Regions from separate parts of the Homo sapiens genome. Here region 2 is linked to region 1. Evidence: read pairs that join two places in POLR2A ChIA-PET (ENCODE). Cell type or tissue: MCF 10A. All regions are shown on one strand. Links, peaks and the distances in the headings refer to the core of each region. The heading gives the core; the rest is flanking DNA. Region 1 overlaps MR1 (major histocompatibility complex, class I-related). Region 2 has its middle 31 kb from the start of IER5.

The links. ChIA-PET counts read pairs that join two places held together with the same protein. Peaks named below come from ENCODE experiments on the same cell type or tissue, not always from the same donor. Only the 100,000 strongest peaks of a DNase experiment are listed, where the experiment ranks them.
Region 2: POLR2A ChIA-PET joins it to region 1 with 13 read pairs; 14 of 35 experiments call an interaction of 5 or more read pairs at or near these places.

The regions. Positions count from the first base shown.
Region 1 is chr1:181,042,340-181,047,708 of GRCh38, forward strand. The region is part of intron 1 of MR1 (major histocompatibility complex, class I-related); the gene reads left to right. Among named protein-coding and RNA genes, the nearest start is that of MR1, 11 kb to the left of the region's middle. RefSeq lists enhancers at 2,004-2,143, 2,264-2,503, 3,822-4,324 and a silencer at 2,555-2,704. In MCF 10A, for the core only: no CTCF peak of the experiment used is centred there; DNase peaks (open chromatin) are centred at 782 and 2,412.
Region 2 is chr1:181,116,551-181,121,919 of GRCh38, forward strand. No RefSeq gene overlaps it. Among named protein-coding and RNA genes, the nearest start is that of IER5, 31 kb to the left of the region's middle. In MCF 10A, for the core only: no CTCF peak of the experiment used is centred there; DNase peaks (open chromatin) are centred at 1,271 and 2,941.

The DNA of each region.
Region 1 (5,369 bases), core at 93-5,092:
TACAGGCATGCGCCACCATGCCTGGCTAATTTTATATTTTTAGTAGAGATGGGGTTTCTCCATGTTGGTCAGGCTGGTCTTGAACTCCTGACCTTAGGTGATCCACCCACCTCGGCCTCCAAAAGTGCTGGGATTAGAGGCGTGAGCCACCGCGCCCGGCCAAATCAAAAATATTTTTTAGGCCAGGTGCGGTGGCTCACGCCTGTAATCCCAGCACTTTGGGAGACCAAGGCAGGCAGATCACCTGAGGTCGGGAGTTCAAGACCAGCCTGGCCAACGTGGCAAAAACCCGTCTATACTAAAAAAAAATACAAAAATTAGCCAGGCGTGATGGTGGGCACCTGTAATCCCAGCTACTTGGGAGGCTGGGGCAGGGAGAATTGCCTGAAGCAGGGAGGCAGAGGCCGCAGTGAGCCGAGATCACGCCACTGCACTCCAACCTGGGCGACAGAATGAGACTCTGTCTCAAAAAAGATCCAGGTTAAATAGATTCATATTCATTTCAGCATATTTCATTATTCCAAACCACAGAAATAAAGTGTTTCACCAACAATTTAATTCACCCAATATTTACCAAGCTACTACCATGTGCCAAGCTCCCTGTGCTAAGCTTTGCAGGAAATACAAAGGAAAAAAGCAAAGTCCCTGTTCTTAAGTGCTTTAAGATTGAGAAGCAGGTAGAAGGTAGTAAGCAGAGGGAAACAGAAGGCAGAATCTGGTAGCTATTGGTTTTACGACAGAACTCATGCTCTGATGCAATCTCTGGCTCTTGTTTGCATAAGAACCAACACTTTTATGAAGAGGCTCTCATGACTACCCCAGAGGCTTCCACTGTCTTCCCTCCCAACCCAAGCCCTCACCCACCACAGGAAGGGAAGGGGGAAGTAAAAGGTCAAAGCAATACAGAGGGACATTGGGACCTTATGCTGCCCCAGCCTGTGGGAGGCCAGCCTCCATCCTGTTCAGTATTGCAGCTGACATGCAGGATAACACCTGTGAGGGAGGAGCCCATGGGGCGGGGATACCTACTCTGAACCCTGCCAAACTGCTACACCCCAGCTCCAGGAGCAAGGAGAAAGAAGTGCTAACAATGATTTTAATTGCTGGGCGTGGTGGCTCACATCTCTAATCCCAGCACTTTGGGAGGCCAAAGTGGGAGGATCACTTAAGGCCAGGAATTTGAGACCAGCCTGGGCAACACAGACCCTGTCTCTATTAAAAAGAAGTGGTGACGTGCTTATAATCCCAGCTACTCAGGAGGCTGAGGTGAGAGGACCACTTAAGCCCAGGAATTCAAGGCTACAGTGAGCTGTGATCATGCCGCTGCACTCCAGCTGGGCAACAGAGTAAAACCCTGTCATACACACACACACATATGCACACACATACATACACTAACTAGTACAATCAGTTGCTCTGGGAGATACCTCTCAGGGCCTCTTGTTTTTCCTAGTATGCAAGGTAAGGGTACCCTGGCCTTGGGGTGGTCAGTTCTGAAAGATAACCTGCACATTATGAGTTATTTCATAAGCAGTTTTAGAGAAAAGAAAAATATAAACAAACTTGTAGCACAGAAGCTAATCCAACTATTTTGTGAGCTGATTTTTTTTTTTTGTCTGATCTTTTTTTTTTTTTTTTTTTTGAGACAGAGTCTCACTCTGTCGCCCAGGCTGGAGTGCAGTGGCGTGATCTTGGCTCACTGCAAGCTCCGCCTCCCGGGTTCACACCATTCTCCTGCCTCAGCCTCCCAAGTAGCTGGGACTACAGGTGCCTGCCACAACGCCTGGCTAATTTTTTGTATTTTTAGTAGAGACGGGGTTTCACCATGTTAGCCAGGTTGGTCTCGATCTCCTGACCTCATGATCCGCCCGCGTCGGCCTCCCAAAGTGCTGGGATTACAGGCGTGAGCCACTGCGCCCGGCCTGATCTTTTTTCTTAACTATATGCTTATAAATGAGGAGGAAGGAATGAATATCATTAAGTGGTATTCACCCTTGCAAGATTCTCTATAGTGGCAAGGGCCAGGTTAGAAGATCTGAATGTAGGGGAGGTCCTAAAGGTGATGGCAGCAGCAGGGTGGGCAATCTGGAAAGACTGGGGAAGTGTTGTGTAGTACAGCTCTTAGACACAGGCAAGAGAAGCCCCTGGATATGGCCCCACATTCAGAGAGCCCCACTCTGGCCCTCTGCTACCCACATCCTTTCCCACAGAGCGAGGAGTGCGTGAGGCTGAGGGGAGGTGGTAACCCTGTGTCTGGGCCCCTCCACTCTAGACCAGACTCCAGGCACCCAGGAACCTGGAGTTCCCCACTCAGCTGACTCAGAGCTGCTGAGGTTTACACAACAAACTCGCACTTTGGCCCATCCTCCTAAAGGTGGACTGGCTGCCCTTGAGGGCCTTGCTAGGCCTGAGGGGTGGCCAAGAGGTGGGAGGATCACTTAAGCCCAGGACAAGCTCAGACAAGAGGCAGTTTGTGGCTGAGCCTGAATAAAAAAGTAGAGGTGTTTAATTGTGGGAGGCCCTTGGCAGTGCTGGAAGGAGCAAGAAACAGGAAGAAAAAGAGGTGAGTCTCAGGCTGAGGGCCGGGGACTGGAGGGAGACACCAGCTTTCTCTGTGCCGCCCCATTCAGGCCCAGAACTTCACACAGTGTGAGATTTTTTAATTTGAACTTGGTCTTCGAAGCCATACAAAGGGCAATCTCTCAAGGTGGGGGGATAGAACATATTTCAAGTTTGTTAGATTGATTTATTCCTTTTAAATATCTGGATCTCTGGTATGTGAGCCTCCATCTGTCATCTCAATTTAGCCATGAAATTTTAGGGATGATCCTGTTTTAGGGATGAAATGTTTTTGGAGGTGGGTTTTGAGGACTGGGAAGGATTTAGATGGGTCAGAATGGCAGGAGATAACAGGACAAAAGGCTTGGACATGGGCATCTGCAGACACCGGCAGGCAGAGTAGGGGAAGAAAGCCATTGTGGCTGCATACCTTCTATTTGCCAGCTTTTGGGGATGGCATGGGGTACGTAGCCTTCTCAGCCTGGGCTCCACCTCCCAGGCATCGCCTCTGCCCGTGACGCCTGTCACTGTGCTCCAGACGTCCCAGGCCATTTGGTTCCCATGCACGCCCCGCCTTCTCGAACCTCCTGCTTGCACATGTGGTCTCTGCCCTGCTCCCCCTGCCCGCCCTCCTGCATCCCCTCCCAGCCCCTCTGCCTACTCACCTCCTACCTGTCCCTGAGACCTCCCTAAGACATCACCTTCTCTGGAAGTCTCTCCTAAGGGCCCACACCAGCTTGGATCCCATAACACTGAGAGGTGACAGCGTGCTGGCAGTCCTCACAGCCCTAGCTCGCTCTTGGCGCCTCCGCTGCCTGGGCTCCCACTTTGGCGGCACTTGAGGAGCCCTTCAGCCCACCGCTGCACTGTGGGAGCCCCTTTCTGGGCTGGCCAAAGCCGGAGCCCGCTCCCGCAGCTTGCAGGGAGGTGTGGAGGGAGAGGCGCGAGCGGGAACCCGGGCTGCGGGCGGCGCTTGCGGGCCAGCTGGAGTTCCAAGTGGGCGTGGGCTTGGCGGGCCCTGCACTGGGGGCAGCCGGCCCTGCCGGCCCGGGCAATGAGGGGCTTAGCACCCGGGCCAGCGGCTGCGGAGGGTGTACTGGGTCCCCCAGAAGTGCCAGCCCACCAGCGCTGCAGCTCGATTTCTCGCCGGGCCTTAGCTGCCTTCCTGCGGGGCAGGGCTTGGGGACCTGCAGCCCGCCATGCCTGAGCCTCCCACCCCCTCCATGGGCCTCTGTGCGGCCCGAGCCTCCCCGATGAGCGCCACCCCTGCTCCACGGCGCCAGTCCCATGACCACCCAAGGGCTGAGGAGTGCGGGCGCACGGCGCGGGAATGGCAGGCAGCTCCACCTGCAGCCCCAGTGGGGGATCCACTGGGTGAAGCCAGCTGGGCTCCTGAGTCTGGTGGGGACGTGGAGAACCTTTATGTCTAGCTAAGGGATTGTAAATACACCAATCGGCACTCTGTATCTAGCTCAAGGTTTGTAAACACCAATCAGCACCCTGTGTCTAGCTCAGGGTTTGTGACTGCACCAATCGACACTCTGCATCTAGCTACTCTGGTGGGGACTTGGAGAACCTTTGTGTGGACACTGTATCTAGCTAATCTGGTGGGGACGTGGAGAACCTTTGTGTCTAGCTGAGGGATGGTAAACGCACCAATCAGTGCCCTGTCAAAACAGACCACTGGGCTCTACCAATCAGCAGGATGTGGGTGGGGCCAGATAAGAGAATAAAAGCAGGCTGCCCGAGCCAGCAGTGGCAACCGTCTCGGGTCCGCTTCCACACTGTGGAAGCTTTGTTGTTTCGCTCTTTGCAATAAATCCTGCTGCTGCTCACTCTTTGGGTCCACACTGCCTTTATGAGCTGTGACACTCATGGCGAAGGTCTGCAGCTTCACTCCTGAAGCCAGCGAGACCACGAGCCCACCAGGAGGAACGAACAACTCCAGACGCACCGCCTTTAGAGCTGTAACACTCACTGCGAAGGTCTGCAGCTTCACTCCTGAGCCAGCGAGAGCACCAACCCAACAGAAAGAAGAAACTCCAAACACATCCGAACATCAGAAGGAAAAAACTCCAGACGCGCCACCTTAAGAGCTGTAACACTCACCGCGAGGGTCCACGGCTTCATTCTTGAAGTCAGTGACACCAAGAACCCACCAATTGCGGACACACCACCACCCATAATGCCACCTTGAAACCACTTTGTCTCCGTCAGGCCCTAAGCTTCTTGGACAAGCGGAGAGAAGTTCAATGTGGGAACAGCAGGGAGGGCCAAACAGTTTTGTTTCATTTTGGTTTACTTTTAACCCTTATTACAATCCTTATAACTAGTAAGTAGAAAAAGAATAAGAAAATGGTTAACAGCAGTGGTTTGACATAATAGGAAAAGCACTGTGCTTTAAAAAAAAAAAAAATTTCGGCCGGCCATGGTGGCTCACACCTGTAATCCCAGCAATTTGGGAGGCCGAGGTGGGCAGATCATGAGGTCAGGAATTCGAGACCAGCCTGACTAACATGGCAAAACCCTGTTTTTACTAAAAATACAAAAATTAGCCAGGCATGCTGGCACATACCTGTAATCTCAGCTACTCAGTAGGCTGAGGCAGGAGAATCACTTGAACCCAGGAGGCAGAGGTTGCAGTGAGCCAAGGTCACGCCACTGCACTCCAGCCTGGGCAACAGAGTGAGACTCTGTCTCAAAAAAATAAATAAATAGGCTGGGCACGGTGGTTCACGCCCATAATCCCAGCACTTTGGGAGGCCAAGGCAGGCGGATCACGAGGTCAGGAGTTTGAGACCAGCCTGGTC
Region 2 (5,369 bases), core at 181-5,180, 74 kb after region 1:
TTTTTTTTTTTTTTTTTTGACAGGGTCTTGATCTGTCACCCAGGCTAGAATGCAGTGGTATGCTCACAGCTCACTGCACTGGGCTTGACCTCCTGAGCTCAAGTGATCCTCCCACCTCAGCCCCCTATAGCTGGGACTACAGGTCATGCCACCATGCCCAGCTAATTTTTTTGGTATTTTTTGTAGAGATGGGGTGTCGACATGTTGGCTAGGCTGGTCCTGAACTCCTGTGCTCAAGGGATATGCCCACCTCAGCCTCCCAAACTGTGGAGCCAACATGCCCCACCGATTTTTTAAAAATAATCTTCTCTGTGGCCTGAACCCAAAGGGCAATCAGAGTCAAAGGGCAGGTTCATATGTTGGAAATAACAGTTGAGCAAGGACAGGATGTCTGAGCTCTGATTTCAGTTTTGCCACTAACTAGCAGTGTGATTGTACATCAACTGCCTTTCTCTCTGGGCCTTAGTTTCCCCGTCTATAAAATGGGGATGTTAGATTAGATCATGTCTAATGCCACACTAAGATTTAACAGTCTGGAAGTCTATGACTTTAATTAGTTATCATGGTCTTGATTTCTAGGCAGGCTATCATACTCTGGCCTTTGTGTCATGGAGGGAGAGAAGCCAAAGAAAAGAGATGGTGTGCATCAGAATATTGTTGCTAGATCCAGGATGCAGGACATGGGGGATGGAGACTGAAGGCAGAGCTGGAAGGCTGTCATTCTCAGACAATTTTCTGGAAGTCTGGGTGCTTTTTTCACCCATGAAGCTCGGGTTGGCAGCTCATAAACCAGGGAGTTCCCAGGAGAGAGAAGCTAGTGGGCTGGCTTTATAGACTCCTATGCCACCTCTCTCCTTGGCTTCATGACACTGGATATTTGAATTCCAATTGTCCCCTTCTGGAGACCAGCAGGGGTGGAGGGTAGGGAGCTTAACCTTTCAGCTCCACATCTATGCCTTGTCCTTAGCCTGGCCTTGAGAGAGCTGCTCAGAAAGAAGGGCGGTGAGCAGGCCACTGGCTTTAGGAAGGAAAGAGAAAAAGCCCAGCATGCTCTTAGAAGACCAGCATTCCTGCCTCCCCAAGCACTATCTCTGGCTCTCCTGCCACTGGACACCTCTACCCTTAGCCAGGCCAAGGGTGTGTGCCCTGAGCCTCACTCACGTCCTTCCTCCTTAAGGGCCACTCACAGCTTTGGAGAGCAGCTTAAGTGGCAGAACCGGTATCAGAGCACCCCGGGGCTCTGTGAGGCTGTAGCTTCTACTCCTGGGAAAGGCTGGAGGCTATTTCTACTCCCTTAGTCAGCACAGGGCGGGAAGGGTGAGGGCCTGGGAAAGGCCAGTGGTGTGAGCTTCTGCAGTAATTGCTCCTCTGTAAACACAGTAATAGCAGGTCTGGGATTATGGCTGTTACTCCTGATAATTATCAGCTGCAGTGCCTTCCTCCCTAGGTGGGCCACACGAGCTCATCACAGCACAGGGGGCTGTGGAGTAAGCTCCAGATTTCCCAGATCTCTTTCTACAGTTGCTAGGCAACTAGGAGTCTGTGCTGGAAGCAGGGGATCTCATTTAGGAAAATCTCCCTAGGTCCCCCAAATCTCTGAACTCGAAATTGATTGTTCTCCAAGTGGAGGCCTTGAATGACTGACCTCTCACCTGGGAAGGTCAGAGGCCCGTCCAGATGCAAAGGCAGTCCGTCTGGTAACTGAATGAGGGACCCAGCCAGCCCAGGGCACATGGGGAGGAGAGGCTGGTCTGGGAGAAAGCCTTTTGCTGAATCCCATGACTTGTTTAGGGAACGGGGCTGGTTCCTGTGTACTGTGGCTTAGCTGGCTGGGATGAGAAGCAGCTTACAGGTGTCCACCTTGTACTGACCAGAGAAGCCTAAGAGGTGACCCAGAAGAAGAGAAGACTCAGAGGGCTGGAAGGTGAACTTGTGTTATTTGGCTTGGTTTTTTTTTTTTTTGAGATGGAGTTTTGTTCTTGTTGCCCAGGCTGGAATGCAATGGCGCGATCTCGGCTCACTGCAACCTCTGCCTCCCAGGTTCAAGCAATTCTCCTGTCTCAGCCTCCCAAGTTGCTGGCTGGGATTACAGGCATGCACCACCACACCCTGTTTTTTATTTTTAGTAGAGACGGGGTTTCACCGTCTTGGTCAGGCTGGTCTTGAACTCCTGACCTCAGGTGATCCGCCCACCTTGGCCTCCCAAAGTGCTGGGATTACAGGCGTGAGCCACCGTGCCCAGCCAAGCTGGCTTGTTTTTAGTGGAAAGTGCCGTGAGTGTGTTAGGGAACAGGCCCTAGTGTCTTCTGCTCCACTCCAGAGCTCCATGGACCAGTGTGTGAGACCACAGGGGAGGAGAAAGTTCTTGGAGTTGCCTTGATTTATTGATGAAGGGGATGTGACTTGGAGGTTAGTAACCCAAATCGTATCTATTCAAGGACCTAATGCATTGTTTTAGGCATGACTTGGGAATCTACTCCCAAGACACTCGGTCTCTTTGTCATAAGTTCGGGCAGGTGTGGAGTTGGGAAGGAGGAGAAGGAAGCAGCAGGGACTTTGGTCCTGGATCCTGTTCACCATGACCCAGCATGACGTTTTCCTATTGAGTTTTGAGGAGTGCATCTACTCTGCTTACCTGGCAAGAGACTCTAGCTCAGAAGCAGAAACCAAACACACAGGCATGAAAACCCAACAAACCTTCCTTGACCATGTACTCAGATTGGCAGGTGCTAGGGGCTAGGAGGAAAATCAGGACCTGTAGGACCCAGTTCCTGCCCTCAGGGAGCTCACAGTCTACCAGGGAGGTGTCACATGTACTACTGCAATTAGAGGTCATTTTTCTTCCTGGGAATGAGTGTCTCACAGCAGCCAGAGGTTGAGGCTTTGTCTTAAGGTGGAGGTAATAAAAACCTGTTTGTTTTCCCAGAGCAAGACTTGCCTCAGGGCCCCTGCTTGTTTGAGACAGGGCATTCAGTTTGCCTGAGTCAGGCTGGGGAGGTTCTTCTAGTCTTTGGAATCCTGTTGGGCAGGGTGGCTGCAGGGGATCTGGAAGAGGTAAGGCCTGTCCCAGGGGTGGGGGCTGAGGAGGTGGACATGAAGAACTCCCTGGATTAGGACAGTGGCCCAGGAGGGGAAAAGAGATGTTTGGGTGGTAAGAAAAACAGAACGAGAGAGTAGGAGCAGCTGGCCACCCAGCAACCCTGACCACAGTCCTCTCCACCTAGCTGGAACGGCGTGTGATGAAAAGAACCAAGCTGCCCACACACTCGTGGTGACAGCACTTTAACACAGAAATATCCATGATCACAGTCATCTTCAGATTCAACCAATATTCATGGAGTTCCCACCGTGTGCCAGCTAAGAGGCTTGGTGCTTTTCCACAGCTATCTTCTTTAGCCCACATTCTCTCAATAATTCTATGAAGTAGGTGGCTCACTCCTGTAATCCCAGCACTTTGGGAGGGCGAGGCAGGCAGATCACTTGAGGTCAGGAGTTCGAGACCAGCTTGGCCAATGTGGTGAAACCCCATCCATCTGTACCAAAATTACAAAAATTAGTCAGGTGTGGTGGCACATGACTGCACTTCCAGCTACTCAGGAGGCAGAGGCACAAGAATCGCTTGAACCTGGGAGGCGGAGGTTGCAGTGAACCGAGATTGTGCCATTGCACTCTAGCCTGGATGACAGAGTGAGACTCTGGCTCAAAAATAATAATTCTATGAAGTAGGTAGCAGCCTCATTTTACAGATAAGAAAACAGAACTGTGGAGGCCTAAGAGTACACAGTGAATACTCACCAGATTTGGGTTTGAACTCATCCTGCTGGCAGGTTCTATGGGACACCACCTAGATGTCCTTTAAGTATTTATTTATTTATTTATTTATTTATTTATTTATTGAGATGGAGTCTTGCTCTGTCACCCAGGCTGGGGTGCAGTGGCGTGATCTTGGCTCCCTACAATCTCTGCCTCCCGGGTTCAAGCGATTCTCCCACCTCAGCCTCCTGAGTAGCTGGGATTACAGGTACCCGCAATCATGCTCGGCTAATTTTTGTGTGTGTGTATTTTTGTGGAGACGGGGTGAGCCTCAGGTGATCCACCCGCCTCGGCCTTCCAAAGTGCTGGGATTACAGGTGTGAACCACCACGCCCGGCCTCCTTTAAGTATTTCAAATTCATTTTATCTAAAACCAAGTTCACTGCTCTTGACTCCTCCAGGGTTCCCTTGTCTCAGTAAATAGTCTCAGTGCAGCTGCCTGGAATGTGGATGTTTTCCTAGATACTTCCCTTTCTCTTGCTCCTACTCTCTAGGTCTGTTTCTCTTACCACTTAAACATCTCTTTTCCCCTCCTGGGCCACTGTCCTAATCCAGGCTTGAATCATGTATCAGCCTGGTTATCAGAATGGCCTCTAGCCTGGGCTCCCTGCCTGGAGCCTCCCCACCCTCTCCCATCCACATTGCTGCTGCAGGTACCTCTCTGTCAAGATAAATGCAAACCCATTATGTTCGTTGAAGGGCCCTTCTGGACTGGACCCTGATTGTTTGCAGTGCCACATCTCCTATCCAATCTTCCTGCACATTACTGTCCCCCAGGCAGGTGACCTGTGTGTGGTTTCCCGAGTGTGCCACACCTCTTGTCTGCCACATGCTTTGCTCAAGCTGTTCTTTCTCTCTGGCCTCCCTTGTTCTCACCCATCTCTGCTCATCCCCCCAACTTCTATTTGTGTCTTCCAACCTAGCCCCAGTTTCACCCCTTTGTGTTAGCATTTCCAGATGCCCCAGGTGGAGGTATTGCCCCTCGCTTCTGCTACCTGTCCCCAGAACAGACCGTGGGGCTCTGCTGACCAGAATTGGAGTTTTGGATGCTTGGCAACTGTAGTCATTGTTTGACAAATGAACAGCCTTAGAAAATAGTGTTTTAAGTCGAGGAGACACTGCAACATAAAATAAATTTTAGAAAACTATGTATATCTTGTGTAGTTCATTATTCAAAGGAAGAGAGTTAGCATTTGTTGAAGCCTACTACACTCTATGCCGGCCCTTTACATGTGTTATGTCACTTAACCCACAATGCTAGGACTGAGGCACAGAAAGCCTAGATGGCAGACCCACAGTCACTCCGCGGTTATGGGCCACACCTAGGGATCAAGTCCAGGCGAATTATCTGCTCCTTCCCTGCCTCCTCTGGCCTCTCCTATTTACAGGCAGGCTATCCAGTGTGGGGATTCTTTTCTTAGCTATCTGGAGGCCTATCAGGACTGTGACAAGGGAGTAGACAAGGGATAGGGGACCAGGACAAGAGGATCAGTGATGCCCAAGTCCCCACAACTCGATGTGTTTTCTTTTTTCTTTTTGAGACAGAATTTCGCTCT